6 separate regions of the Homo sapiens genome follow, and all the other regions are linked to region 1. Evidence: chromatin contacts called from ENCODE Hi-C or POLR2A ChIA-PET data. All regions are on one chromosome and are shown on one strand. The core of a region is the stretch at or near the end of the contact, and the rest is flanking DNA. Distances in the headings are between cores, read along the strand shown. Region 1 holds the start of BCL2A1 (BCL2 related protein A1). Region 2 holds the start of PSMA4 (proteasome 20S subunit alpha 4). Region 3 holds the start of MORF4L1 (mortality factor 4 like 1). Region 4 has its middle 23 kb from the start of TLNRD1. Region 5 holds the start of TLNRD1 (talin rod domain containing 1). Region 6 holds the start of CTSH (cathepsin H).

Region 1 (4,828 bases), core at 1,590-4,089:
TATAGCCTCCCACAGCCAACCGGAAGAAAACATGACAAAACATTTCACATGATTCGCCCAGCCTCAGTCAGGCTCAGTTAGAAAGAACTAAGTTCCAGGAAGAAGGTGATTGAGAAAGGGGAGTAGCTGCAGTAAGCTCTATCATGCAGGAAGGCCTTAAACAAAATGAAAAAGGCATCAAGTAAAAGATCAATAAATTTGATTGCAACAAACTTTTAAACATTTATAATGACCAAAGACATCATTAGCGTTAATCAGCAAACTAAAAGATATCTGCCACATACATAAAAATAATTTGGGTGCATGGCTCACGCCTGTGATCCCATCACTTTGGGAGGCCAAAGGGGGAGGATCACCCGAGGTCAGGAGTTCGAGACCAGCCTGACTAACATGGTGAAACCCTGTCTCTACTAAAAATACAAAATTAGCTGGGTGTGGTGGCACATGCCTGTAATCCCAGCTACTTGGGAGGATGAGGCAGGAGAATTGCTCGAAACCAGGAGGCAGAGGTTGCAGTGAGCTGAGATCACACCACTGCACTCCAGCCTGGGCAACAAGAATGAAAACTCTGTCTCAAAAAATTTAAACAATAATAAAAATAATAATTTGTATCCAGAATATTCAAAGAATTCCTACAAATCAATAAGAAAAAGACAAAATAAAAGGAAAATGGGCAAAGGGTGTAAACAGACAATTCCCTGCATTTACAAATGATCAGTTAATATATGAAAAGATGCTCAAAATGTAAAAAAAAAATTAACCTTACTAGAAATCAAGAAAACAAGAATTGAAACAAGATAAACTCTATATTTTTAGCCCAACAAATTAAGAAAATTATGATGAATTGCAGCAACCTACTGTTAGTCAGCTGGGGTAGGAGAATCCCGGGGCATATCCTAACGAGCTGCTGATGGGAGTGTAACTTGGTAGAGCCACTTTGGAGGGCAAGGACCTAACAAATTAAAAAATGTATGTACACCATGACCCAGCATCTACAACCCAACATCCACCCTAGAAAACTACACACACGCACAAGGGAAGATTTACGTAAAATGATATTCAATGAAGCATTGTGTGTGACAGCAAACTCGAAATAACCTAAACAGCTATCAGCTAGAAATGGCCAGGTACTCTACAGCACTTACATATAACAGAATATACACAGCACTCTTAATAATACTATTTTAAATAATTCTGGGTAAAAAAATAAGTGGCAGCATTAGTACCATGTACTATTTTTACATATACACATGTAAAAATATGTATGCAAAATTTATATGTATACATAAAAAATCTATGTGTATATGTAAAAAAGGTATGTGTTATATGGTATAACATATATGTTATGTAAAACATATACATAAGCATACATATACATTTTATATAAAACTTTTTTTACAAAAAATGTTTTACAAAGAAGTATTGTTTATTTTCTATGGATAGATTCAGTAGGCATGTTTTGCATGCAAAATAATTGATAACAGTGGTTACCTCTTGGGAGAGGTGAAGGCCGTTGGAGAGAGGATCAATGAACACTTAAGTGCTTTAAAAAAATAATTATTAAGTATATTGGAATATAAAGGAAACCATATACATCCAGCTGTGTCAGGCTTTTTACCAACATGAGTTTCAACACAGGCCTCTACATAGTCTTGGCTTTTTTAGGCACTGATAATAAAGTAAATTTTTATTTGAAAATTCTTGAATAAAGGTTCTTGCTGGTCATACAGTATATTATGTTTTAATCAACAAACTTTAACAGCCCGGAATTTATTATTAGTAATAATGTGTTATATATTATATGTAATGTAATTTGCTATATATTAATATATGTTACTATTTATTATGTATTAGTAAACTGAAAAACACCAATTTGTAAGCGATGAACTTACAAAAATTTACACCTGTCTTTTGCAACCCATAAATACCTAAAAATAACAGCATCTGATAGCAACTTTCTGTGCTGATTGTAGAAATTTCTGTACTGTCTGTACTGTCATGACAACCCTAGCAAAAGCTAAGTACTAGATTAGAGTGTGTGCACAGCTGATTGTGAAGCTGCATGAGAGAGGTGCTTTATTAATCCCCAAAGCTCACTACTGTAATTTATACTGTTAAGAATAAAAACTGAAAACATAAGTGCTTTCCAACTATAAAGTTCAAGTTCAAGGATTCATTGGAAATAAGCCAGAAAGTATATTTTTATTTTAAAAATTAAAACAAACCACCCAAGGAAAATAGTATTCTTAGGTAAAGTGTTTTGTTGTTGTTTTAACTAGCAAGGAAATTCTCAATTTCTATTTCACAGGAAAGAACAATGAAGAATTTTTCCATCACACATACCCAGCCTCCGTTTTGCCTTATCCATTCTCCTGTGTTATTCATTATGAACTCCGCAACAAAATATGAAATCTCCTTATAGGTATCCACATCCGGGGCAATTTGCTGTCGTAGAAGTTTCTTGATGAGAATACCTTCAAATGCAAATATGGTTACAATTCTTCCCCAGTTAATGATGCCGTCTTCAAACTCCTTTTCCATCACTTGGTTGAATAGTGTTCTGGCAGTGTCTACGGACACAACATTAACATTGTCCAAGCATGACTTCAGATTCTTTTCCACTTCTTTTTGGACTGAGAACGCAACATTTTGTAGCACTCTGGACGTTTTGCTTGGACCTGATCCAGGTTGTGGTATCTGTAGGACGCACTGCAGATAGTCCTGAGCCAGCCTGTAAATATATCCAAATTCACAGTCTGTCATCTTCTGCCTGGTGGAGAGCAAAGTCTTGAGCTGGCTCACCTTGAAGCTGTTGAGGCAATGTGCTGAGAATGCTCACTGAGCTTGACTGAGTTATGACACATGATGATACATGGAGGCTGGTGGAATTTCTGTTTGCATCACTTTATAATATCCTTCCTCCTAGTCACTTTCGTGCGTAGGCTGTGTTTCATGTCATGTATGAAAGAGAAAGTTTAAAATGTGAAAGAGGAAAATGTTTCAGAGAAGCCACTTCCTCATCCTGTGATTAATTCAGCTTTGCAAGTCTTAAATGCAGGATGTGGAGAAATTAGAATCCTTGTAGATTGCTGGTGGGAATGTGAAATGGTACAACCCCTGTGAAAATGTTGGCAGTTTCTCAAAAAGTTAAATACAGAATTGTCAAAAGACCCAGCAATTCCATTCATAGGTATACACCCAACAGATACTCAAATACTTACATACGAATGTACATGGCAGCACTATTCACAATAGCCAAGATGTGGACACAACTCAAATGTTCATCAACAGACGAAAGGATAAATAAATTATGGAACATTATTCATCCCAAAAAAGGAATGAAGAACTGATACATGCTTCAACAGGAATGAACCTCAAAAACATTAGGCTAATAGAAAGAAGCCAAACAGAAAAGGTCATACATTATGTGATTCTATTTCTATGAAATATCCAGACAGTTAAATCCATAGGATAGAAAGCAAATTGGTGGTTGACAGGGGCTGAGAAGAGGAAGGAGTAACTGCTTAATGGGTAGAAGGTTTTCTTTTGTGTGATGAAAATGTTTTACAAGGCCGGCCGCGTTGGCTCACGCCTGTAATCCTAGCACTTTGGGAGGACAAGGCGGGCGGATTGCCTGAGCTCAGGAGTTTGAGACCAGCCTGGGCAATATGGTAAATCCCCGTCTGTACTAAAATACAAAAAATTAGCCAGGCGGGTGGCGTGTGCCTGTAATCCCAGCTACTCGGGAGGCTGAGGCAGGAGAATTGCTTGAACCCGGGAGACAGAAGTTGCAGTGAGCCAAGATCACGCCACTGCACTCCAGTCTGGGCAACAGAGCGAGACTCTGTCTCCAAAAAAAAAAAGAAAAGAAAATGTTTTGCAGCTAGATAGAGGTGGAAGTTGCACAACACTGCGAAGGTACTAAATGCCACTGAATTGTTCACTTTAAAATGGTTCTGTGAATTTCAAATTTAAGAAAAGTCTTAAACGCCATCCACGGGGTAAACCGGAGTAACGACAATTTGGAATGGAGACTACAAAACAGCCTGGGTGGCAGAGAACAGGGCCTCTCGAGGTGACTCTGGCAGTACCGCCCTTGATCATTTGTAATTGAGTAAGGATGATACCGAGAGGGAAGAAAAAAATACCCTCTTTGGGCCAGGCACGGTGGCTCACCCCTGTAATCCCAGCACTTTGGGAGGCTGAGGCGAGCGGATCACGAGATCAGAAGATCGAGACCATCCTGGCTAACACAGTGAAACCCCATCTCTACCAAAAATACAAAAAATTAGCCAGGCATGGTGGCGGGCACCTGTAGTCCCAGCTACTTGGGAGGCTGAGGCAGGAGAATCCTTTGAACCCAGGAGGCGGAGCTTGCAGTGAGCTGAGATTGTGCCACTGCACTCCAGCCTGGGCGACAGAGCGAGACTCCATCTCAAAAAAAAAAAAAAGAAAAAGAAAAAGAAAATACCTTCTTTGGTCTTCACCTTCCACCTACTCTAGAATTTCTGATAGAAAACAAAATTCTGCTTTAAGCCTGACTTAATTCACATTTTTAACTCAGGTAAACTATCCGATGTGTGGATTAGAAATTGCAGGACCAGAAAGAGCACTGGACTTACAGTCAGAGGGCCTGGACTCAGTCCCAGCCAAATCTCTCTTTCTTTACTCAGTATGTACCTTGGGTCTGTGCTTAATTTGTAAAATGAGGCAATACATGTTGACCTCAGAGGGTTGAGGTGAAGTTCAAAGAGATGACCTATGTAAAGCCTCTATCACCATGCCTGGTAAAACGTACGTGCCTAATCAAAGCTAGTTCCTCATTGTT
Region 2 (4,828 bases), core at 785-3,284, 1.4 Mb before region 1:
GTGACACTGGGACTTCATCTAGGCTGTTGGCCAAACACCTCTCCATGTGGCCTTTGCTTCCTCACAGCACAGTGCCTGGGTCCCAAGAACGACCATCCCAAGAGGACAAGACAGAACCATATCACCATTTGTGATTTGCTCTTGGAAGTCACATGATATCACTTCCATTGTAGTCACAGGCTCACCCAGATTCAGAATAAGGGGACACAGAACCTCTCAGTGGGAACCATCTGTGGCACATTGTAAGAGGAACATGTGGGATGAGAGATGTTGAGGGTTCATCATCCTAAAACATCACTTTAATCCTGTCTTCCCATTACTGACCAAAACAAATTCTGGCATTAAAGGCACTCTACACTTAGGCCTCAAATGCCTTTCCTTACTTCCTGTATTATCTCCTCCATTCAGATCAGACCGAACTACTCAGTCACCCACACTTGTCAGACTCATTCTTCTCTTGCCCTTTTTCTCAAGGAATCCCTCTCTTGACCTGAGAAATTCTACCTCTCACTTAAAAGTGACTGTTCACTGAATTCCGCAGAATGAACTAAGGTGGCAGGCAGGGGCCCTCAGAGATGCCATAAGTTACACCACCTGAGGATGCTTTCAGAGCACCACCTGCGTGTGGCTCTTTGCCATCTTGCCTTGGCTCACTTCCCTGTGTGCTTGGAAAGTAGAGACGATAGGCGAGACCTCAAAATGTAACTTACTTCCAAGCTATCTCCTTTTCAAAGCCCAGATCCCCCAATAATTTTGCAACCAACATGAAGAGGAGTTTCTGCCCAGTGGGCTGCTTTTTGGGAGAGACTGTGAGCAGATGACTTCATATTAACCCAGATCTAGTCAACCTTCTAGCCTGAAAAAACCTAAAATGCATAGTAGATAGTTTACATACGGACCGAGGCTGAATGAGCAAAAAGGTGGAGAGATGGATAATGAACACAGAAACAAGTATGACAATTTCAGTAAAGAAGATAAAATGGTGCGAGTATATGCTGACGGTAGGGTATTGCTTTAACTGTGCTGGTCAGGGAAATCCTTTCTGACTGGTGAAAAGCAGAGAAAGAGACCAAGGTGAAAATTCCCCCAAAAGTGTGAACCTGATCATAATTTTTTTTAATTTAATTTTTAGAGCCAGTGTCTTTCTCTGTCACCCAGGCTGGAGTGCAGTGGTGCGATCATAGCTCACTGCAGCCTCCAAACTCCTAGCCTCAAGCCATCCTCCTGCCTCAGCCTCCCAAAGCGGTGTAATTACAAGCATGAGTCACCATGCTCGACCCTCATCATAATTTTTTTTTTTTTGAGATGGAGTCTCAGGCTGGAGTGAAGTGGCGCACTCTCGGCTCACTGCAACCTCCGCCTCCCGAGTTCAAGCGATTCTCGTGCCTCAGCCTCCCAAGTAGCTGGGATTACAGGCGTGCACCACACACCCGGCTAATTTTTGTTAATTTTAGTAGAGACGGTTTCACCATGTTGGCCAAGCTGGTCTCGAACTCCCGACCTCAGGTGATCCACCCGCCTCGACCTCCCAAGGTGCTGGGATTACAGGCATGAGCCACCCGGCCTTCCTCATCATAATGTGTATGTCCAAAATGTATGCATCAGCAGTAAAAGTGAAAGCCAGAATGAAAAAGGAAGGTGATGAGAGGGGTAAAGTCTCATGTGGTTGGAACCATTTTGGGAAACAGGACAGGAATGATAGCAATTAAGAAGCCGGTCCACACTATTTGCTATCCTAGGTCTGAATAGTGAAGAGAAAATGAAAGGAGAGCGCCAAGGGTAAGAGAAAGAAATTAGCTATTCCACCTCCTGGTTGGCTACTGTCTTCCTGCCCTCTTCCCCATGGCACAGCAACTCCTCCACCTGCTGAGGACCCTAGCCTAAGCTGCAGCGCCCCAGAGCCTCAGCACCCCCGCGACCCAGCTCCCACGAGGGGCACGGGTTCTAGCTCCGCCCCGCAAGAAGGACTTCCGCGTCCTCGGCCGTCCCGCTCCCCCCGCCCCAACCCAGCGGTTCTGCGCATGCGCGGGGGCCATATTAGCAGCGGTTATTCGGTGAGCGGTGGTGGTTTATTCTTCCGTGGAGTTAAGGGCTCCGTGGACATCTCAGGTCTTCAGGGTCTTCCATCTGGTGAGCCTTTGGCCCCTTGGGGCCCGCGGAAGCTTGGCCGCTTTCCCATTGGGCGGGGGTCGTGAACGTCAAGACAGTCGGTCCCGGCCTGCAGTTGCCGCCGAGGAGCCGTGGGCACGATGACTCTGCACCGCCTCCTCTGTGACGGACCGACCGCCGGGAATGGCCCCCGCCGGCCGCCGTCGGGGGCTTCCCAGTGCCAAGCCTGGACGCCGGGGCCCGCGAGGGGGCGGGCTGAGGGTGGGGGTCTGTGGGCAGGACCGAGAGTTGGGGTGGCTTCCGTCCTCAGGAGTTCGGTACGTGAAAGTTAGCTCTCCCGGAGGTGCCGGTGAACTCAAAATAGTGCTGTGCCCGGCGTCAGGCGTGGAGACAACAGAAAGTTGTGCTTAAAGCTCGAATCAGAAATCCCCGGCGAGTGTCTCTGTGTCCTCCCTGCTTCTCTGCTCTGTGCCATCCTTACTTTGCACCATTCCTATTGCAATTACCTCAACCAGTTCGCTGCCCTCGGTCTCTCACCAGCCAGAGTGATCATTTAAAATGCCAATCAGTTCCTGTGGGCCTTGGGAATCATTCAGAGGAGCCCCATTGGCTGAGAGATAAAATTCTGTTTTTACCTGGGCACGCGGGCTCTCCAGGATTTGATTCCAGCTTACCTTTCCAGTCTTGATTCCCTATATTCCAGTATTTGGAAATGTGGGCCTTGGACTGAGGCTTTACCAAATAACGCTGAACACCTAGTATTGCCTTTTGCACGAATGGTACTGATGGTGCCCAAGATAACTGCCTCCACCCCCAAGTTCAGGACCCAGATCACTCTCTGGAGAAGGCCTCAGCCTCTTGCCTTGGCTTTCAAGGCTCTGCGTGATTTGGATACTCGCTTAGCTCTTATTTATATATATTTTAAAAGCATCAGCAGTTTATCTCATGCCCACTAAACTATCCTGCCTCCGTACCCTTTGTTCATACTTTCTGCTCTGTGTGGAATGCCCTTCTTTCTTCCCCTGTTCTTTCTCTTAGACCCAAGGGTTCTCAGCCTTATTTCTGCCTCTCCCATCTCTGATTTACTTTCATTTTCTGTATCGATTTCTCAAAAAATACTTTCTTGATTCTTTCATCATCCCTTTTCCCACCCTACCCCCGGTTCCTCTTTCCACATTATAATCTATGACTGCCTCTCTCACCTAACTGCCAGTATTAGCTTTTCAGGACAGGAACTGGTTTTACACATTTTGGTATTCCAGCATCTAGCATAATGCCTGACACTTAGCTGAATAAAGGGAGTAAATAAAACAGATTTGTAAAGTCAGCAAATGCTTTTTAATTTGTGAATCTTATTTTAATGATGATCTGATTTTCTTTTTACAGGAACTATATAAAGTTCAGAAAACATGGTGAGTTAATACACATGCCAATAAACGGTTGCCTGATAAACAGTATTGCTTGTACTCAGTTTACAGACTTGAGTGGGAAAATTGAAATAGAAGGAAAGCAGTGAGAAGGTGCCTTTTTTCTTGTCAGTTTCCTCTCACCTATTGAACTTTGTATACCAGGATAGGTTTTGTAAGATCATTTGTAGGCTTGCAGGAGTTGGCCTACTTTCAGTGGGTAGGAATCACTCATGTGTTTTTCCTTTGCAGTCTCGAAGATATGACTCCAGGACCACTATATTTTCTCCAGAAGGTAAAATAGAAATTGTTTAATCTGCCTCAAGTTTAAAAATAAATGTGTTAGACTTTTAGAAAAAAAAATTACAAACTTTTTTTGGTAGTTGCAAAGTTCATCCTTTTTGTACTTTGAAGCAATTATCATCACCAGGTTGATTATACCATAGAAGAGTGAAAGTGGAAATTTGTTTCTAGCTTGCTTCATTGCTGATTTCTTTTGGGCCAGTGGTGCAGGAGCACAGAGGAGAGTCTTGGCTTCTCACTGCTTTTGTTTTGTAGGTCGCTTATACCAAGTTGAATATGCCATGGAAGCTATTGGACATGCAGGCACCTGTTTGGGAATTTTAGCAAATGATGGTGTTTTGCTTGCAGCAGAGAGACGCAACATCCACAAGCTTCTTGATGAAGTCTTTTTTTCTGAAAAAATTTATAAACTCAATGAGTAAGTGAGATTTTAGGAAAGAGTTTAAAAAAAATCTCACTTTCTCACATAAGTGGGATCTATGTAATTTGGGAGGGCTCTTCCGTGCGATGTGGTAGAATTGAAATTGTGCCTTTATTTTGCTTGAAACCTCTTTGAGGCCTGGTACCATGTGTTACTCCTTTTAAGTGCAGGGCAAACACTTAGTGGAGAAACTAGCATTGTGTAATGATAAGAGTACAGACTTAGTAGTCACACAGATTTGGGTTCAACTCCAGGCTTCACCCATGCAGGCTATGTGACCTTGCACCGATTATTTAATTTCTTTGGGCCTCAGAGCCTCCTAAAGTGGTTGTGGCAGTTTAATGAAATAAAATGAATGAAATAAAATAGTATAGTATCTGGCATTTAGTAGGCCCTCAAAGTATTGTTTAGAATAGCTACGCAGGATTTTGTTGAATTACACTGAATCTTACTAAAGAACAAGCCTCTTAGAGGTCTCGAAGAATTTAGCCAAGCCTTGTACACTGTGTGAAATGTTTGTTATATTTGAGTGTGCAGAACTTTGCAGCTCATGGAGAGCTGACCGTGCTAAGTAGAGACTTTCCTTTCA
Region 3 (4,828 bases), core at 1,094-3,593, 1.1 Mb before region 1:
AGGTCAGGAGATCGAGACCATCCTGGCCAACATGGTGAAACCCCATCTCCACTAAGATACAAAAAAGTAGCTGGGCGTGATGGCACACCGAGTCCCAGCAACTCAGGAGGCTGAGGCAGGGGAATCGCTTGAACCCAAGAGGCAGAGGTTGCAGTGAGCTGAGACTGTGCCACTGCACTCCAGCCTGGCTACGGAGCGAGACTGTCTCAAAAAAATAATTTAAAAAAAGTACGTATTTTATATTCAATAAAAAATTTAAAAGTGTACAGGACAGTTTTGGTGGGGTGGGGTCCAAAGAAGCCCTTGTCCCTTTTTACAATTTAGCAATGGTGTCCAAGGGAGTGAATACAGTCATGGGTTCTTAGTTTCTGTTTCTGGTTGGGCCAGTAAAGCCCCTTCCTCATCCCCCTTTTCCACTTATCACTAGAGACTGAAACTAAAAACCATGGCTTCAGGGTGCTAAAAGCCTAAACAAAACAAAACAAAACAACAACAAAATAAGACAGGTTGGACAAGCTTGCGAGAAGTAGTCGTGACAAGATGGTGTATATTCAACTGGAATAAGGAAGGTTTTTGTGGGTTTCTGTTGTCAGAGAAGGGGTTGTGTTAAAAAGACTGAAGGAGAAATGGAAGTCAGATAAATGGAGAGGGGCCCGGAATTGGTGGGGTGTGGAACCCGGGCAGGGGAGGGCTTAGAAAAGCCATGGAGACAGGCTGGGCGCAGTGGCTCACGCCTGTAATCCCAGCACTCTGGGAGGCCGAGGCCAGCGGGTCACCTAAGGTCGGGAGTTCAAGACCAGCCTGACTAACATGAAGAAACCCCATCTCTACAAAAACACAAAAATTAGCCCGGTGTGGTGTCACATGCCTGTAATCCCAGCTACTCGGGAGGCTGAGGCAGGAGAATCGCTTGAACCTGGGAGGCAGAGGTTGCAGTGAGCTGAGATCGCGCCTTTGCACTACAGCCTGGTTAATAAGAGGGAAACTCCGTCTCAGAAAGAAAAAAAAAAAAAAGAAAAGTCATGGAGACAAAGGTTTGCGTAGGAGGATAAAGGTTTACATAGGGGATGCAGGTAGGCTAAGGGCTGTTTGTGGAAGGATTTAAATACCAGGCTAAGGACTTTGAGATTTATCGTCTAAAGTTCATTGAGCACTTATTCATTGTTGGGTACCGCGCTAAGCCCGTATATGTAATTCTCACAATAAACTGACGGAAATGGTGCTATTTTGCAGCTTAGCCAACAAAGTTGTTTTTGAACAGGGAACGACATAAATCCGTTTGTTTAGGCCAGGCACGGTGGCTCACGCCTGTAATCCCAGAACTTTGGAAGGCCAAACCGGGCGGATCACGAGGTCAGGAGTTCCAGACCAGCCTGGCCAACATGGTGAAACCCAGTATCTACTAAAAATACAAAAATTAGCTGGGCGTGGTGGCACATGCCTGTAATCCCAGCTACTCCGGAGGCTGAGGCAGGAGAATCGATTGAACCTGGGAGGCGAAGGCTGCAGTAAGCAGAGATCGCGCCACTGCACTCCAGTCTGGGCAACGGAGCGACACTCCATCTCAGAAAAAAAAAAAAAGGTATAATATTGAAGAAATCCGTTTGTTTAGAGTGACAAGAAGCACAAACAGGGCAGGTACGGAATACAGACGTTGACATATTCACACTAGCCTTTTTCAGAAAGCAGAGCTCCATTATCTCAAAAAGCTAAAGCGTGACTAGTGTTTCCCACGTCATCATCCTCATTTCCGCAAGGCTGGGCTGGAGAAGAGGAGGTAGACCTAGGAGCCAACAAATGGCTATCAATCCCACCAAATAGGCTCCGCAGTGGGGTTGCTAAACAACGAAGCTTCCAGAAGCGGACCCCAGTTCCCACCCTCTTGCTGATCCTAAAGCCTTTCTATGCAAAAACTAGCGGAATGCTATTGAATGTAGGTTTCCGAGCCAGCCCTATTCTCTCCGACTACTTCAACATCAACGGGGGCTTATTTGCCCAAGGGACGTCGCAACTGGGCCTTTCCCATTCTATTATCACTGGTGGCTCACCACCCCCACTCTCCCCCATCGCCAGCTCCGCCTTAACCTCCCACGAAATCAAATCCCCGCTTTACCAACCCGCAGCAGCCGGGGGCATGGAGAGAGAAGCGGGGGTGGGGTGGGGTAGGGTAGCCGGCCCCTCCCCCACCCGGGGGGGGGGGGGGGGCGCCTCCACCGACTCCGAACTACCAGTCCCGGCGTGCCCTGGGGCGGCGCGGGCGCAGGGGCGCGTGCGCGGCGGGCTGTCGTTGGCTGGAGCAGCGGCTGCGCGGGTCGCGGTGCTGTGAGGTCTGCGGGCGCTGGCAAATCCGGCCCAGGATGTAGAGCTGGCAGTGCCTGACGGCGCGTCTGACGCGGAGTTGGGTGGGGTAGAGAGTAGGGGGCGGTAGTCGGGGGTGGTGGGAGAAGGAGGAGGCGGCGAATCACTTATAAATGGCGCCGAAGCAGGACCCGAAGCCTAAATTCCAGGAGGGTGAGTGTGCGCCTTTGGGAAAAAGGCACCTAACGGCGCAGGAGATAGAGGCGGGCTCGAGGTGATTGAGGCTTGAGGGCCGGGGGCGGCGCGGGCTGCGCCCTGAGAAGGCGGCGGTCAGTGCTTTGTGCGGGGAAAGCGCATTGCGGATGGCAATTCCGGTGCGTCATTGTGAGAAAGCGCTTTGTGAAGCGAGAGTGCTGCGCAGGCGTTAGAGTGGGAGAGAGAGCGTTTGGCGCGTGGCACACCCTCGTCAAGTGTTTGTTATTGTTCTGAGGAAGAGGGCGCGGAGAGAGCAGCCTATTGTAGGGAGGCGACGGGAGCGCCATGGCGGCGGTTAGGGGAAGTGATGTGGCGGCGGGGGGGGAGGGGCGGTGGCTGTTTCGGGCGGTCCTGCGGCGCGCCCGGCCGCTTGGGCAGCTACGACGGGTTTTTCGGTGCTTCCTGGAGCCCCGGGGTGGTTGCGTTCGGTGGCAACTCAGCTGCGGATGGGGGTGGGTTTGGCGCCACGGGGCGGGAGAAGTGCGTTGTAAAATGGCCGTTGCAAGATGGCGGCGCCATCATGGCCGCCGGCGTCTCGGTCCCGTATGGAGGCACAGCTTACGGGCAGATGCAGCGCCCCCTTCCACGACGACCAGAAGGTTGCCGGGGCCCTCCGCATACCACAGAGTGGTGGGTGGGGACAGAAAAAAAAAAGTGAGATGAGCGTTTTCCTCCGCTTTGTGTTGCCTGGAGGCATCACTCTGCTATTCTTGGGCGCAGTGCCGAGATCCTATGGTAATGTGAGTGAGCTCTCGCTTTGCAGTTGCTCGTAAAAAGTAAATAAAAATGATCTGAATGCAGTGTTGACGCCGTTTGCATTTGTAAGTCCCATTGCCTCGACGTCATTTTTTAAATGCAGTAATTGTTTGATTAGTTGCAGTGTTTAACAATGACTTGAAAGTTGAATTTCTTTTTATTAATTGGTTTTCGATTGACATGAGTTTTGGGTAAGGTTAGACTGACTCCCAGTGGAAGGCAGCTCTTTAAATTTTCACAACGCTTCAGTTAACGTATAATAAGGTGGAGGTCTAATAGCTAAAAAGGAAGTAAAGTCCTGTTGAGAAAGGAGGAACACTTTAACATTCCTTTTCATTGCTATGGAAATTTATGCTAGTTACCGTAAATACGATGTCTACATGCGTACGATTTTTGTTCTAGGGGTTTTTAGACTTGCATTAGAATTCCTTTTAGAGCCGTAAACCTCAAACCGTAGTACTGCGTATTTTAAGTTTATGGAATATTTAAGGAGGTTTTAGGGGTATTTTGTTAATGAGTGACTTTTTTTGTTTGTATTTTTGAGACGATGTTTGTCACCCAGGCTGTAGTGCAGTGACGCTATCTCGGCTCACCTCTGCCCCCCACCCGGGCTAAAGCGAGCCTCCCAAGTAGCTGGGATCACAGACGCGCGCCATCACGTCCGGCTAAGTTTTGTTTTGTTCTGTTTTGTTTTTTAGGGTTTTTGTTTTTTCTTTTCTTTTTCTTTCTTTTTTTTTTTTTTTTTTTGTATTTTTGGTAGAGACGGGGTTTCATGTTGCCCAGGCTGGTCTCGAACTCCTGGGCTTGAGCGATCCACCCGCCTCGGCCTCCCAAAGTTGTGGGGGGTTAACGGGCGTGAGGCATCGCTCTCGGCCGTGTGACTTTTAATACCCCTCTCTCACCTTGAGAAGCTGTTGACTCTACCTCCTATGGGTTCATTATTTTACTAGACATTTTAGAGCAGATATTCTTAATCTAGAGTCAGTGCATTAATTGAGACGGTGCGTGAAATTGAGGAAGATTTTTTTTTCTATCTCCCAAGTTTAGTATTTCAATTAACAGTGTAATTGCTCCCCCTAAACCCCGAAAAAAACCACCACATTAGCATTTTCAGTATATTTTCATATCTCAACATTACAGTTATGGAAGATGTTTTCAGTTATCGCATTCTTATTTCTTCAAAATTAGGGTAGTTATTGTATTAGCAGCCAAGTCTTGTTTGTCCTGTAATGTCATAGAACGTGACATTTAAAGTGTTTTGTTTCAGTACAGTTGGTTTCCTTTGTACTAGTGTGTGTTTTATGTATTTATGAAACTATTAGGCTCGTAGGGTTTATCAGACTGTCAAGGCACAAAAAGTTAATCGCTGCTGTGGGAACAACCTAAGGATGGCTGTTCTGGAAGAAGCGCTTTAGTTCTAGAGGGTTGCTAGTTAAGAGAGGAGTAGCAGCAGAGATTTCCTTGTGCCGTTTTAAGTGGGGTAATTGGAGAAGAGTAGGAACCAAGGTATCCCCAGGTA
Region 4 (4,828 bases), core at 893-3,392, 1.1 Mb after region 1:
AGCCTCAAGTGCATTTTGCCTGTGGAAAACGTACTAGAACTGCTGCTTAGAATCCTCAGGCAACCCGCACATCTTCGTGCACCAAAATGTGGCTCGGCTGTAGCACAGAAGCTCTTCTCCGTGTTGGCAGCAAAAGACGGTGGAAATGGAAATGGCCAGTTTGCAGAGAGAAACAGTGACTCTAGCCAGGCCCCTGAGTTGGGAAATGGGAGAATTTGTCTTCAGCATCATCTTCCTTGTAATTTCGTATCCTTTGCCCCAGGCTTTCCTAATAATAACTGACACCTACATGATACTTTCTATGTTCTAGGTGCATTTCCAAGCACTTAGAATTGTTCCTTTGTATCTGTGGGGGATTGATTCCAGGACCCCCTTGGATACTAACATCCCTGGATGCTCAACTCCCTGATGTAAAATGGTGTTGTATTTGCATATAATCTGTGCACATCCTCCTGTATACTTTATTATTATCATTTTGAGATGGAGTCTTATTCCATCACCCAAGCTGGAGTGTAGTGGCACGATCATGGCTCACTGTAGTCTCGACCTCTAGGGTCTCAGGTGATCCTCCCACTTCATCCTTCTGAGTAGCTGGAACTACAGGTGCAGGCTACCACATGGGGCTAATTTTTATATATTGCAGATTAATTTTGCAGATTGATAATTTACCACCAGCATGTGAATGACTCATACATATAGTCTTCATCTTCACAGATTAGCTTCTATTTTTTTTGTAGAGATGGGTTTCACCATGTTGCCCAGGCTGGTCTTGAACTTGTGGGCTCAAGCCTTCTGCCTGCCTTGGACTACAGAAGTGCTGGGATTATAGGCGTGAGCCACTGCACCCAGCCCTGTATACTTTAAATCATATCTAGATTACTTATAATACCTACTACAATGTAGATGTTATGTAAATAATTGTTATACCGTGTTGTTTAGGGAATAATGACAATATAAAAAAGTCTCTACTTGTTCAGTTCAGACATCAGACATCATTTTTTCTTTTCTTTTCTTTTCTTTCTTTCTTTCTTTTTTTTTTTTTTTTTTAAAGAGTCTCACTCTGTTGCCCAGGCTGGAGTGCAGTGGTGGATCTTGGCTCACTGCAACCTCTACCTCCTGGGTTCAAGGGATTCTCCTGCTTCAGCCTCCTGAGTAGCTAGGACTACAGGCATGCACCATCATGCCCAGCTAATTTTTGTATTTTTAATGGAGACGGGGTTTCACCATGTTGCCCAGGCTGGTCTTGAACTCCTGACCTCAAGCGATCCACCTGCCTTGGCCTCCAATAGTGCTGGGATTACAGGTATGAGCCACCACACCCAGCCCAGACATCATTTTTTCTTTCAAATATTTTCTGTCTGCAGTTCGTTGAACCCACAGATATGGAGCCCACAGATACAGAGGGCTGACTGTATACATTAACTCATTTAATCCTCATGATAACCCTAGGCGCGTTGGCTCACACCTGTAATCCCAGCACTCTGGGAGGCCAAGGCGGGTGGATTACCTGAGGTCAGGAGTTTGAGACCAGCCTGGCCAACATGGTGAAACCCCGTCTCTACTAAAAAATACAAAAAATTAGCCGGGTATGGTGGCAGGCACCTGTAATCTAAGGTACTTGGGAGGCTGAGGCAGGAGAATCGCCTGAACCCCAGAGGCGGAGGTTGCAGTGAGCCAAGATTGCGCCATTACACTCCAGCCTGGGCAACAAGAGCAAAACTCCATCTCAAAAAAAAAAAAAAGAACGTAAGGAAGCAAAAAATGTGAGGGAGTTTTTACGCATGGAGGGTTAATAAACTCAAGATGGCAGGGGTTCACAAAAGCCCATAGAACATACTGTCTATTTATTGGGCTCTTGCTATGTACTACACACTTTACATACATCCTCATTTCATACAGTACCTTGATGAAATATGCACATTTAAGAATCAGAGTCTAACAGACCTTAGGCAAGTTGTCCGAGGTCGTACAGCGGATGGGTGGCAGAGCCAGAATTTGGACCCAGGACTCTTTTGACTCCAGCATTTGCAATCTCAAATAGTGTTTCATCGGCCTTTTTATGGCTTGTGGATGACTATTGTTGTGAGGAGGATCAACGGTGCAGGGTCAGAAATGCAGTTTTGACTCCTATTGTTGGCAGTCAAATTACTGCTTGCTTCTGCTAATTTGCTTCCTGTCCTGCTTAGGCTGCAACCAGGGCAGAGTTTCGTTCGCTCCCTGGGCAGCTGTCCTGCCAGCATTACCTCATTCCATCTTGAACCCTCCCGCAGCCCAACAGGGAAGGGCTGAGAAGCACGTGGCCCAGGACAGAAGGCCAGGAACGAACTGCCTCACCAGGGACTCTAGCCTTGATTCTCTGAAAAAATGTGGTTTGCTCAGAGAAGCTTTTACCCAAGAGGAAGGAAAACTACGGCAATCGAGTTTCAGCTGACCTTAAAACCCCTGTGATCTTAGTCCCCGTCATTTAGTGAATTCTGCATATTACTCAGCTTCTCCATTGTGTAGCTGGAGGAAATATTCATGCTGTGTCATCTTTGGTAGTCAGTGGGCAGTTTTCTCCCTGCCGAGTTTACTTTTTTTGCATTTTGAAGTTCAAGATCAGGTTGGGTGTTTGAGTGATCTACGTCTGGGAGCCAGAGGAGGTTTTGTATTCAATGGTGACCAGCATGTGTTCCCAGCCTAAGCATGAATGAAAACAGTTCAGAACATTTTTTTCCTCTCCAGCTCCTTTCAAGGGGCACGTGCCCATAAGGCCAACCCTGAATGATTTGGGCAAGTAAGTATGGACAGCCAAACTCAGAGGAGAGAGGAATTGGATGAGGCTAATGTCAAGGTCTTATCGGGAAGGCTAAAGAAACCTGAGTTGGTCCTGGGAAGAATGAGCAAGATGGAGTGGGCTTGGGCTTTCTCTCCTGCTTGGGGTTGCAGGCAGAAGCCACAAGAGTGTGCTGACAATGAGGGAGGAGGGGACCATCTGGCTGGAGAATTGGCTCATTAGGGAGCACAGACTGGACGAAGTTGGAAGGGACGTGTGGCCTGATTTTTAAAAGGGCGGCCTGAGTGCCATGCAGAGAAGCTGCATTTTATCGCGGACTTGATGATGGTGGACTGGAAGTTTAAAAGGAGGATTATGATGAAAGCAGAGATCCAGAGCAAACACTTTAAAGGAGCTGGATGGGACAGACAGGAAGCAGGGAGCCCAGAGAGGCCATGATTTCATTCATAACAGGTCTGAGGGGTTGAGGCCCTGACTGGGGAAGTTAAGCAGGATGGGAGGAGACAAACGCCAGCCACACAGAAGAAAGATCCTACGAAGCCAGACTGTGGTGGAGGCAGGGGGAAGGAGGGGTTGGACACCTCCGAGGTGCTGCTGCGAAATCACTAACAGAAAAGAGGCTTTGATTTAGAGGTGAATGGTAAACTTTTCCTTTTTCTAAGTAAACTTTTAATTCAAGCGTAACATATATACAAGTGCACAAATCATGGGTATAAATGTCGATGAATCTTCGCACAGTGGACACACTTGTGAAACCAGCAGCTAGATCAGGAAACAACACAACCATCACTGCAGACCCGCTTTCCCTGTGTCCCCTTCCTTTTCCTCATGCCTTCTGCCAAGGATGCCGCCACCCTGACTTCTAAATACCTTGTTTTTCATTCAGTATGTTGTGAAATTCATCCATGTTGTTGCATACACTTGCAGTTCATCCTTTCCCAATATTGCACAGTATTTCACTACGTAAATGTAATACAACTCTTTTATCTCGTCTGTTGTTGGGAGACATTTGAGTTGTTCCCAGGTCAGCGCTGTTAGGAACAGGGCTTCTGTGAGCACAGTTGTGAACGTGTGCTCCTAGCCTACATGAACGTATGTCTCTTGGTTGTGTACCAAGGAGTAGGCTTTCTGGGTCGTAGGGCAGGCACATATTCAGTTTGCATAGACATTGTCAAACACACACATGGGATTTTGTTTTGTTTTGTTTTTGAGACAGAGTCTCAGTCTGTTGCCCAGGCTGGAGAGCAGTGGACCCATCTTGGCCCACTGCAACCTCTGCCTCCTGGGTTCAAGTAATTCTTATGCTTCAGCCTCCCAAAAAGCTGGGATTATAGGTGTGTGCCGCCACACCCGGCTATTTTTTGTATTTTTAGTAGAGATGAGGTTTTACCATATTGGCCAGGCTGGTCTCAATCCTGGCCTCAAGTGATCCGCCTGCCTCAGCCTCCCAAAGTGCTGGGATTACAGGCATGAACCACCACGCCTGGCCTGCACGTGGGATTTGATAATTGAATTTTAAGTAGCAGGTGTGGAACAAGTTGGTGAGTGGGATTAGGGCTGCAGCTCTTGATAGGTGAAAGACGAGTTCAAATTTTGTATCATGAAAGAAAGTTGAAGGAACATCTTACTTGCTTTTGAGACATAGCTCAAAGTCACTTTAGTCCTTGAGCAGTGTACTGGAGCTGTGTGAGAGGGGACCACACCCCATCCCAGCAAAGAACTGCCAACAGTCATGTTAGGTTTCCTAGACTCTCGGCTAGGAGGATCCCTAGGCCAAGTTTCTTTGTCTCTTCCCCTTAATGGAATATGTGGAAAGTATATATATTTTTTAGTTTTGTTTTTTTGTTGAAGTGTTGGGCTTTCTCTTGGGTTTATGACATGTGCTCCATTGTACTAATCCATTTCTCACAGTTCCATCTCTCATAGCAATTCATGTAATTGCTGCAATTTTAACATTTTGGAACGTATGTAGTGGGGGAGGGGTGCAAGAAGATCTGGCAGTTTCTGCTACAGCTAGCTAATGGCTAATGGGGGTGCCCCATAGATCTTTGT
Region 5 (4,828 bases), core at 1,048-3,547, 1.0 Mb after region 1:
TGTAACTTTGGTGCCTAGCACAAGACTGGTGCCCAGTGATTGTGGAGTGATTGAACAATCGGACAAAGTAAAGGTGAACCTAAAGAAAGGTGGAGGCAGTGCCTGGGAGGATCAGTTTAGGAGCTTCCCTATCTGAAAAATGAAGCAGGGAAGGCCGAGAAAACAATGCTATCAGTTTTAAAAATGAAACCAAACCTCACTGAATAGAGTGGACAGTCTGTGTGTAACACAACTCATTGTCGGGGTGGGTTTCCATCAACAACAAAACAGACTGCATATGTAGAAGAAAGGGAAAATGGGACCCCCAGGGGCACTACGTGGCTTTGGAAAAAAAATCTGATCTTAGAGCAGCCTCAAGAATAAACTAGGCACAGAACAGTCTGACTTCCCTCTCATAAGTTTTATTTATTTATTTATTTATTTTTTTTTGAGACGGAGTCTCCCTCTGTCGCCCAGGCTGCAGTGCAGTGGCGCGATCTCCGCTCACTGCAAGCTCCGCCTCCCGGGTTCATGCCATTCTCCTGCCTCAGCCTCCCGAGTAGCTGGGACTACAGGCGCCCGCCACCATGCCCGGCTAATTTTTTGCATTTTTAGTAGAGACGGGGTTTCACTGTGTTAGCCAGGATGGTCTTGATCTCCTGACCTCGTGATGCGCCTGCCTTGGCCTCCCAAAGTGCTGGGATTACAGGTGTGAGCCATCGCTTTCGGCCCCCTCTCATAAGTTTTTGGAGCTTAAGAAGGACTAAGGTGCAATCCCTGGGTCACCATGGAAAAACCTTGACTTATCCAGCTGTTTTTTTTTTCTCTTGTAGAAGAAAAAAAGGAATTAACCCTACATAATTACTTCCTATTTCAAGTCAGTTTTATTGACCTCGGTTTGCAAACTAAGTGGGCTCATCCGGATTCTAAAGATATTTAAGGATACTTTCAGTTATAAGTAGGATGACTATCCATCCAGGTTTGAACCTGCTGTTCATGGTTAATTTATTAATAGCATGTCTCACAGTTCATTCTCAGAAATGCTTGGATATGGCCGATAAATTGAAACGTCATCCTAGTTAAAAGTAACGTTTTTAACTGGCTGGAGAAAGGTGACTTGGGGTTCTAGGAAGGGACAGAGGAACAAACATTCTGTTGGCTCAGCACGCCCAGCCTGTGTTGGGCTGGGCACCTTAGAGGACCTGTTTCAGGACTGCGTGACTGGCGTTTTGCTGGGAGTAGCCCAGGTGTTTTAACCACTTCCTGAAGAACAAGGTTCGGTAAAAAGAGGCTGGGGCGTAGGCGTGGGTTCCTGTCCCTGCCATATGCTGTCTTCCTGATCTTCGGAAGTCACTTCAAGCACCTGATCATCAGTTTCCTTATCTGTAAAACTGGAGTAGTAATGTTTCCCTCCAAACGCCGTCGTATTTAATTCATTTAACAGCAGCCACTATTATTCCATTATACAGACGAATAAATAGACGTTATGAGAGGGCAAAGTGCGCTGATCAGGGCTCATAATAATTCTAACAGCTACTGTTTAGGAACCAAGTACTCAAGCAGCCTGTGCACAATCTCTAATTTCTAGAAGAGAAGACGGATACTTGGAAAGAGAACTTGAACAATGTCATGGAACTCATAAATGGCTTGAGAAAGGCTGATCCTAGGAAATCTGCTTCAGAACCCGCGCTCTCACTGCATAAGGCGTATTTCAAGGGAGGAACGGGCAGGCATCTAGCACCACTCTTCGGACTCCCCATCCAGTGCTCTTTTCCTCTTTTCGTTACACTGCACTGCTGGTCGGAAACCCATCGTGGAAGTGGATCAAACACAACAAAGGGCAGGGGGCGTTGGAAAACCGGGCGAAGTCGCGCAGACCGAGACGACCCACCGGCCCCAGCAAATCACCAGGGGCCGAAATCCAGTGTCCTCCTCCCTTCAGCCCAGAAGCCAGGTCACCTTTTAGACTTGCTCTCTTGGCGGGGAGGAAGCGTGGAGCCCCCTGGTCCGGCTAAGAGCTTACGTAAGGCCCGCGGGCGGCTGCGCCCCGGTCTCCCATGGGTGTGCGCAGAGCCCCCGGGCCGGAGCAGGCCTTCCCCTGTCCGCTCCCCCAGTCTCTCGGCCCAGGACCACGGGGGAGTTCAGGACCACCGGCCCCACGCCGGCAGCGTCCGCGTTGGGCGGCGGCGTCCCCCGCAGCCACCCAGCTTCCCGGGGGAGGAGCAGCGCATCGCGCAAGCATCCGGGAGCGGCGGAGGGGGCGGGAGGAAGGGCGAGAGGAGGAAGCGGGATTTAAACGAAAGGCGGTGACGCCACACAAAAGATTTCTATAGGCTCCAGGGAGGTTACGGCCGAGGCGGCGGCGGCGGCGAGCCCGGGGGCGAGGCGCGGACGGGAACAGGAAAAGCCTCCGGCAGCCCCTGCGGGCGGCGGCGCAGCCACGGCCGCGCTCCGAGGTGAAGCCGCGCGCGGAGAGGAAGCGGGTGTTTTCCCCTCTGCCTTTCGGCCCCCGCCCTTCCTTTCAGTTTCTGCCCGCTCGCTCGGAAGTTGGCGGTTGACAAAAATGGCAGGAGCCGGGGCCCGGGCCGGTTGCCGCAGCGCCGCGGGGACCTTCTGAGTTGGCCCGGTGGCAGGGAGACTCGTGCAGGGGCGTCCGATGCGCGGGGCCCGGGGCCTCGGGAGAGCTCAGCTGCTGCGGGCCCCAGACGAGGCGACAGGGATGGACTTGCGTAGACAGCCAGCGCCGGGCCGCCGGGCGCGCGGTCTGGGAGGGCGTGCCGCCGCGGCGCCGGGCCGCGCTCTGTGAACCGGCGAGGCGGGAAGGGGCCGCCGTGGTGCTCGGCACGCCCGGGCGTGTGGCGGGCGGGCGAGAGCTTGAGCGCGATCCGGGCGGCCGCTGTGCGCAATCAGTGCAGGCTCCCGCCCGACTCTGACTCGGCGCGGCCGCGACAGTGCCGGCCACACCCTCTGCCCCGCTGCCGCCGGCGCCGCTTCCCAAGAGCTGGAGGCAGGAGATGCGCCCGGGGCGGCCGCGCGTCCCAGAGAGCCAGCCCCGGCCGCCGTCGCGGGGAAGTGCCGCCTGGTGGGGTCACGGCGCCTGAAGCCCACGTGCGCCGCCGAGCCCGAGGTGGCCTCGAGCGCGGCGGCTGACAGCACAGCCCGCCTGAGCTGCCTCCCGCGCTCCTCCCCGAGGAAAGGATTTTGATTTCAAAGAAAGGAAGGAAGGAAGGACAACTCCCAGCTTCCCCGTCCCGCCCTCCCCGCTCCGAGGGCCGCGCCAGGCCATGCCCAAGAAGGCGGCGGCGGCGGCGAACCAGCAGAAGGGACTTTCCTGGCAGCCCGGCGACGAGGAGCGCGGACAGTGAGTTTGCTCTGCCCCGGTTCATGGTTCCTGCAAGCCCTCTAGGAGGCCGAAAGCTGCAGCCCCTCCCCTTGCCCCGAAGAGCCTTCCGCGTTCTCTCGCCCTCGGGCCCACCCCGCGCCGCCCGGGCTCCCGCCGCCGCAGCCCAGTGCCCTCTGCCCGCGGCGGTGGATGGCATGATGGTGCGGGGAAGGCACCGCGGCCTTGGCCAGCTGAGTCGCGACGGCCGCCGGGGCGGCGGCAGTGGCCGCGGCAGCGGCGGTGGTAGCGGGCTCCCCAGCGGCATGCCAGTGCCCCCCGGGCGCGATGGCTAGCGGCAGCGCCGGGAAGCCCACTGGCGAGGCGGCTTCTCCGGCTCCTGCGAGCGCCATCGGCGGGGCCAGCTCGCAGCCGCGGAAGAGGCTGGTATCCGTCTGCGACCACTGCAAGGGCAAGATGCAGCTGGTGGCTGACCTGCTGCTGCTGTCGAGCGAGGCGCGGCCCGTGCTCTTCGAGGGCCCCGCCTCCTCTGGTGCCGGCGCCGAGTCCTTCGAGCAGTGCCGGGACACCATCATCGCGCGCACCAAGGGGCTCTCCATCCTCACCCACGACGTGCAGAGCCAGCTCAACATGGGCCGCTTCGGGGAGGCGGGGGACAGCCTGGTGGAGCTGGGCGACCTGGTGGTGTCGCTGACCGAGTGCTCGGCCCACGCGGCCTATCTGGCCGCTGTGGCCACGCCGGGCGCCCAGCCCGCGCAGCCGGGCCTGGTGGACCGCTACCGCGTGACGCGATGCCGCCACGAGGTGGAGCAGGGTTGCGCCGTGCTGCGCGCCACGCCGCTGGCCGACATGACGCCGCAGCTGCTGCTGGAGGTGTCGCAGGGCCTGTCGCGCAACCTCAAGTTCCTGACGGACGCGTGCGCCCTGGCCAGTGACAAGTCACGGGACCGCTTTTCGCGGGAGCAGTTCAAGCTGGGCGTCAAGTGCATGAGCACCAGCGCGTCGGCGCTGCTGGCCTGCGTGCGCGAGGTGAAGGTGGCGCCCAGTGAGCTGGCGCGCAGCCGCTGTGCGCTCTTCAGCGGGCCCCTGGTGCAGGCAGTGAGCGCCCTGGTAGGCTTCGCCACCGAGCCGCAGTTCCTGGGTCGCGCGGCAGCTGTGAGCGCCGAGGGCAAGGCGGTGCAGACCGCCATCCTGGGCGGCGCCATGAGCGTGGTGTCGGCCTGCGTGCTCCTGACCCAGTGCCTCAGGGATCTGGCGCAGCACCCCGACGGGGGCGCCAAGATGTCGGACCACAGGGAGAGGCTGAGGAACTCGGCCTGCGCCGTGTCTGAAGGCTGCACCCTGCTATCTCAGGCTTTAAGGGAGAGGTCTTCGCCCAGGACTTTACCGCCAGTGAATTCCAATTCTGTGAATTAGCACCCCACCCCCATACCCCTTCTTCCACCCCCAGACTAAAGGAAGATACTTACTCTCTGCCCCTCTCCATTTATACCAAAGAAATCATAGGTG
Region 6 (4,828 bases), core at 1,801-4,300, 1.0 Mb before region 1:
ATGAGTGAATATTGTTTGGTTGAGAAAAGGTTCAGCATTAATTCTGGTCTTATTTTTGTTTCTTATAGGTCAAAGGGCTGGGAAACCCTGCTCAAATAAGCAGCTGGGAATGGAGGCAGTTTTTAAGAGCAATGCCACTTAATTCTTCGCACTCCTTTCTGTGCATCCAATCCCATGGTGCTCTATCACTCAGCCCTCCCTCCCTCCCTTTCTTTCCTTCTTTTTTTTTTTTTTTTTTGAGAAGGAGGCTGGCTCTGTTGCCCAGGCTGGAGGGCAGTGGCACGATATCAGCTCACTGCAACCTCCACCTCCCTGGTTCAAGCAATTCTATCTCAGCCTCCCAAGTAGCTGGGATTACAGGTGCCCACCACCACGCCCGGCTAATTTTTATATTTTTAGTAGAGATGGGGTTTCACCATGTTAGCCAATCTGGTCTGAAACTTCTGACCTCAGGTGATCCACCCACCTTGGCCTACCAAAGTGCTGGGATCACAGGCGTGAGCCCCCACGCCTGGCCTCACTCAACATTATTTTTAAGACCTCATCAGTTGATATCCCCATGAAGTCCTCTCCTCTTCAATTCAGTTTCCTTGAGGAATTGAGAATGCCAGATATGAACGATTTATTACCGTTTTGTCTTTTTGTTTGCTGTCCCTATTGTTTTTATACCCATGGGTTCAGGTTCAGATTGAATGAGAGGAAAGAGGTTCCCCCTTGCCTTCAGGGGCTCTCTCCCAGTTTTAGCAAAGAGGACACTTGGAAATAAAAGGTCTGTAAATGGATTTCCAGAACACTCTCTGCCGGCATCACTTGAAATATCTTCCTGTTTCCCCAAGGATCCATACCTCCAGTGTGAAGATCACTACCACACAGCATTTAGATCTCCGTTTTTGGGTCTCGAACCTGTTCCAGAGACCAATCTATGGCCGTTTTCCCTGGGGAAAATGCACATTTCCTCAACATGGCTCCCTTTAGGGTTTCAGGGGATTCCAGATCTTGATTAAGGGCCCTGCTGCAGCTGAGGGCTTTAGAGGAAGACAGACCTCAACTCAGGACAAGAGTTGGAGGCAGGGTTTGAGTTTAGGACAATTGACTACCAGTTTGCCTCTGGAGAGATTATTCTGGGGCCAGAATAATCTGCTGGTGAACCGTGCCTTACCCTAAAATAGATCCATTCCAATCTAGTCAGGACTTTAAAAGTGCCATAATACCTTGCCTGGATTTACAGCAGGTTTCAGGAAAGTACAGTATTCCCCTGTTTGTTTGTTTGTTTGTTTTAGATGGAGTCTTACTCTGTCACCCAGGCTGGAGTGATCGCCACCTCTCAGTTTCAAGCGATTCTCCTGCCCCAGCCTCCTGAGTACCTGGGATTACAGGCACCTGGCTACCACACCCAGCTAATTTTTGTATTTTTAGTAGAGACAGGGTTTCACCATGTTGGCCAGGCTGCTCTCGAACTCCTGACCTAAAGTGATCCGACTGCCTCGGTCTCCCAAATTGCTGAGATTACAGGTGTGAGCCACCGCAGCCGGTCCCTGACTCCTGTTTTAGTACAGCTCCTGGGCTACAAACGGTTTCTTACAATTTTAAATGGTTAGAAGAAACATATTTCGTAGCACCCAAAAATCCCTTGAAACTGAAATTTCAGTGGCCATAAAAATCATTTATTAGAACCCAGTTACACTGACTCACTTACATACAATCTATGGTTGCTATCACACTACCATGGCAGAGTTAGTAGTTGCTACAGAGACCACCATAAAGCCTAAGTTATTTACCGTCTGGTCTTTCACAGAAAAAGTTTGCCAAGCCCTGCTCTGGAATTCAGACAGCCTCTCAGCGCCAGCCTTCTCCAGGCAGCCCTCGCTTGCGGCAGCTAGGTTTTCCTTAGGCGGGAACTGACCTGGAGCTGGGCGCCCACTGAGGTTTGCAAGGCTGGGGAGCTTTTTAAATAAATAGGTGGGAAGGAATGAGGCAACCCTCTGGCCCAGATTCAGCCTCAGTGATCTCTGTCCCATCCCCTGAGCCTCTAGCTGGGGGAAAGCCCTGTCCCGTTCCTCCAGAGCTCAGGGCACCCCCCCTCCCTAGGTTCTTGGCTCCTTGGGTTGTTTCTTGGCTACTTTTCTCGGTGAAGGGGGCAGGTGGTCTTTAAGTTCAGAGCCTGTGGGCTGAGGCTGGGACCAGGGACAGTAGGAAAGGAGGGAGGCAGTAGGGAAGAGCAGGCTCCTTGCCTTCAGCCAGGGGAGGTGCCTGAGCCCGGGCAGTAGACAGGATGCAAGGGCAGCACGAAGCTGGACCAGTCGCAGCCAATCTGGCCAACAAGAGGAGTCCTGGGGCTCCACCTGACGCCATGGGCCCTGGGGTGCTGTTAAAAGCGCTGTTGGTCTGAGTGCTTTCCCTGGTGCCGTTGCACAGGGATTCACTGTTCCAAACAGCCCGTCCAACCTACTCTACAGATGGGACTCCCAAGACACTACGGGGATCCCCTGTGTGCCAAGTCCCGGGGGAAGCTGCTAGAGAAGGCTGGGACGTCCTTGCTCACCTCTGGCAGGGACAGATCAGAGTCCTCTGTGTGACACTCTGTGTCCCCAGTTGAGGAAGGCGGAAGGAGCTGCGGGCTCCTTTGGTATTCTAGGCTGGAGAGCCACCTGGCTAGGTGGGACCCTGGACACTCAGCCCATCTGCTCCTCTGGTCCTACAAGCCGCCCACCCTCCGAGAACCCCCGCCTATAATGCAGTTTACCCCTCCCCGTGCCAGCACGCAGAGTTCCTGGCCTCTCACCGGGGAAAGCTCTGCCCCGTTCCTCCGGAGCCCAGTGCGCCCCTGGCCAAGTTCTCCCAGCGTCCACTCTAGGGCCTGCTAGCACCCTCTCGGGCGGCGCGCCCTCTGCGTACCTAAGGAGTTCACGCACAGTTCGGCGGCACCGCAGACGGGGACTCCCAGGAGCCAGGCCCCGGCGCAGAGCAGCGGCAGCGTGGCCCACATCGCAGCGCTGGCGGCTTGGCTCTTGCGCTCAGGGTCCGCGGAGGTGGCGGCCCAGAGCGTCAACTGGGAGCGCGGGGGGGGAGCGGCACGAGCGTGGAGGAGCGGCGGGAGCGCGAAGGGGCGGAGCGAGCGCGGGGCGGAGCGAGCGCGGGGCGGGGTGGGCGGTACTCCCCCGAGGCCGGGCTCGCGGGAGGGGGCGGCGCCGACTAACTCGCCAGCTCTAGTTCACCTGTCGGCCGGCCGCGTCGCTCCCTTATCTCCTCTGGGAGGAAGGGCTTATCTGGGTATCAGGCCTGGCTGAGTCCTGGATCTGCCTGGACTGGCTGGCACCGCGCGGGGAGGTCTCAGCCTGGCCTCTCCCTCTCCCAGCCTGTCGCCATCCCCACGTCCCCCATCTCCCTGCGTGTCCCCACCTCGCACCCCCCCATCTCCCTGCCTATCCCCAACTCGCACCCCTCATGTCCCTTCCTGTCCCCACCTCACACCATGTCCCTGCCTGTCTTCACCTTGCACCCTCCATCTCCCTGCCTGTCCCCACCTCGCTCCCCCTATGTCCCTGCCTGTCTCCACCTCACACCCCCATCTCCCTGAATGTGCCCACCTCCCACCCCCTATGTCCCTGCCTGTCCCCACCTCCCACCCCCATGTCCCTGCCTGTCCCCACCTCGCACCCCCATGTCCCTGCTTATCCCCACCTCGCACCCCCCCATCTCCCTGCCTGTCCCCAACTCACACCCCCCATCTCCCTGCCTGTCCCCACCTCAGACTCCCCATGTCCCTGCCTGTCTCCACCTCACACCCTTATGTCCCTGCCTGTCCCCACCTCGCACGCCCCACGTCCCTGCCTGTCCCCACCTCGCACTCCCCATGTCCCTGCTTGTCCCCACCTCGCACCCCCCATCTCCCTGCCTGTCCCCACCTCACACCCCCCATGTCCCTGCCTGTCTCCACCTCACAGCCTTATGTCCCTTCCTGTCCCCACCTCGCACCCCCCATCTCCCTGCCTATCCCCACCATACCCCTATGTCCCTGCCTGTCCCCACCTCACACCCCCATGTCTCTGCCTGTCCCCACCTCACACCCCCATATCCCTGCCAGTCCCCACCTCACATCCCCCCATCTTCCTGCATTTCCCCACCTCACACCCCTATGTCCCTGCCTGTCCCCGCCTTGCACCTCCCATCTTCCTGCCTGTCCCCACCTCACACCCCCTCATGTCCCTGCGTGTCTCCACCTTGCACCCCCATCTCCCTGCCTGTCCCCACCTCATACCCCCCATGTCCCTGTGTGTCTCCACCTCAGACTTTCCCCCACACTCCCCACGTCTCCCTGCCCTGGTTAACCACATTTCCCTGGCTTCCCTTTTGCTTGGAGTGGACTTACAACTGAAGAAGCTAGACGACCTCCTTGTGAATTGTTTTGCCCCCTCAACAGACATTTTAGTCTTTCTGCTGAGGAAGCTACATTAAGAGCTGTAGGGCCATTCTCTGTAGTTTGCAAAGCTAAAGAAGATGGTATGTAAGGGTCTGGGTGTGAGACAGACAGAAGAACGTGCGTTCCAGGCTGAGGAGGCCGGTGCTGTCACTGCTTTGGGTGAGGAGAGGGTGATTCAGACCAGCCTGTGCCGTAGCCTCAAATGCCCAGTGATGCCCTGTTCTTCACTTACATCATCACCTTGCAAAGTGGCATGTTGTTGACCCCCCATTTTACAGATGAGGAAACTGAGGCCACAAGAGTAGATGGTAACTTTCCCAGTCTGTGCGCAGAGAGTGTCTGAACCCAGCCTTGACCTACTGCAGTGCTCTCTGCTCTGGGCTTGCTCTTTCTCTGTCTCTTCATTTT

Evidence for each region. A loop is a pair of places that touch in the nucleus more often than their neighbours do. ChIA-PET counts read pairs that join two places held with the same protein, here RNA polymerase II (POLR2A). Pooled maps may share reads with other maps.
Region 2: a pooled map shows a loop between it and region 1 (9-fold over the local background). The contact joins the promoter of PSMA4 here to the promoter of BCL2A1 in region 1. A Hi-C loop is called at or near these places in 6 of 50 pooled maps. POLR2A ChIA-PET finds 5 or more read pairs at or near these places in 2 of 52 experiments (Panc1 and T-cell).
Region 3: a pooled map shows a loop between it and region 1 (15-fold over the local background). The contact joins the promoter of MORF4L1 here to the promoter of BCL2A1 in region 1. A Hi-C loop is called at or near these places in 1 of 37 single-sample maps with no recorded cell type and 9 of 50 pooled maps. POLR2A ChIA-PET finds 5 or more read pairs at or near these places in 3 of 52 experiments (activated B cell and activated CD4-positive, alpha-beta T cell).
Region 4: a pooled map shows a loop between it and region 1 (9-fold over the local background). The contact joins the enhancer-like site here to the promoter of BCL2A1 in region 1. A Hi-C loop is called at or near these places in 5 of 50 pooled maps.
Region 5: a loop to region 1 is called in a pooled map, with 6 times the contacts of the local background. The contact joins the promoter of TLNRD1 here to the promoter of BCL2A1 in region 1. A Hi-C loop is called at or near these places in 1 of 37 single-sample maps with no recorded cell type and 9 of 50 pooled maps. POLR2A ChIA-PET finds 5 or more read pairs at or near these places in 2 of 52 experiments (WTC11 and activated CD4-positive, alpha-beta T cell).
Region 6: a pooled map shows a loop between it and region 1 (4-fold over the local background). The contact joins the promoter of CTSH here to the promoter of BCL2A1 in region 1. A Hi-C loop is called at or near these places in 3 of 37 single-sample maps with no recorded cell type and 5 of 50 pooled maps.

Annotation. Positions count from the first base shown.
Region 1 is chr15:79,968,357-79,973,184 of GRCh38, forward strand. BCL2A1 (BCL2 related protein A1) reads right to left here and starts at 2,840. Exons shown (of 2, transcript NM_004049.4): 1 at 2,344-2,840. The coding sequence starts at 2,763. RefSeq lists an enhancer at 2,264-3,463.
Region 2 is chr15:78,538,410-78,543,237 of GRCh38, forward strand. PSMA4 (proteasome 20S subunit alpha 4) reads left to right here and starts at 2,035. Exons shown (of 9, transcript NM_002789.6): 1 at 2,035-2,130; 2 at 3,496-3,521; 3 at 3,768-3,810; 4 at 4,074-4,236. The coding sequence starts at 3,519. RefSeq lists enhancers at 2,073-2,182, 2,291-3,183 and a silencer at 2,263-2,532.
Region 3 is chr15:78,870,547-78,875,374 of GRCh38, forward strand. It overlaps MORF4L1 (mortality factor 4 like 1), which reads left to right and starts at 2,344. Exons shown (of 12, transcript NM_006791.4): 1 at 2,344-2,511. The coding sequence starts at 2,472. RefSeq lists silencers at 2,116-2,375, 2,786-2,845, 3,847-3,956 and enhancers at 2,931-3,562, 2,956-3,195.
Region 4 is chr15:81,021,414-81,026,241 of GRCh38, forward strand. No RefSeq gene overlaps it. Among named protein-coding and RNA genes, the nearest start is that of TLNRD1, 23 kb to the left of the region's middle. RefSeq lists enhancers at 1,937-2,086, 3,095-3,389. Within about 2 kb of position 2,143, at least 26 of the 41 ENCODE cell types and tissues checked have a DNase peak (open chromatin) inside an H3K27ac peak, as active enhancers do.
Region 5 is chr15:80,998,626-81,003,453 of GRCh38, forward strand. TLNRD1 (talin rod domain containing 1) reads left to right here and starts at 2,298. Exons shown (of 1, transcript NM_022566.3): 1 at 2,298-4,828. The coding sequence starts at 3,647. The coding sequence ends at 4,735. LOC128071545 reads left to right here and starts at 3,517. Exons shown (of 1, transcript NM_001414893.1): 1 at 3,517-3,654. The coding sequence starts at 3,517. The coding sequence ends at 3,654. RefSeq lists silencers at 1,926-2,615, 2,656-3,115, 3,466-3,595 and an enhancer at 4,089-4,828.
Region 6 is chr15:78,941,996-78,946,823 of GRCh38, forward strand. CTSH (cathepsin H) reads right to left here and starts at 3,051. Exons shown (of 12, transcript NM_004390.5): 1 at 2,896-3,051. The coding sequence starts at 2,986. RefSeq lists enhancers at 1,254-1,303, 1,734-1,783, 2,244-2,782, 2,783-3,321 and silencers at 2,172-2,466, 2,904-3,253.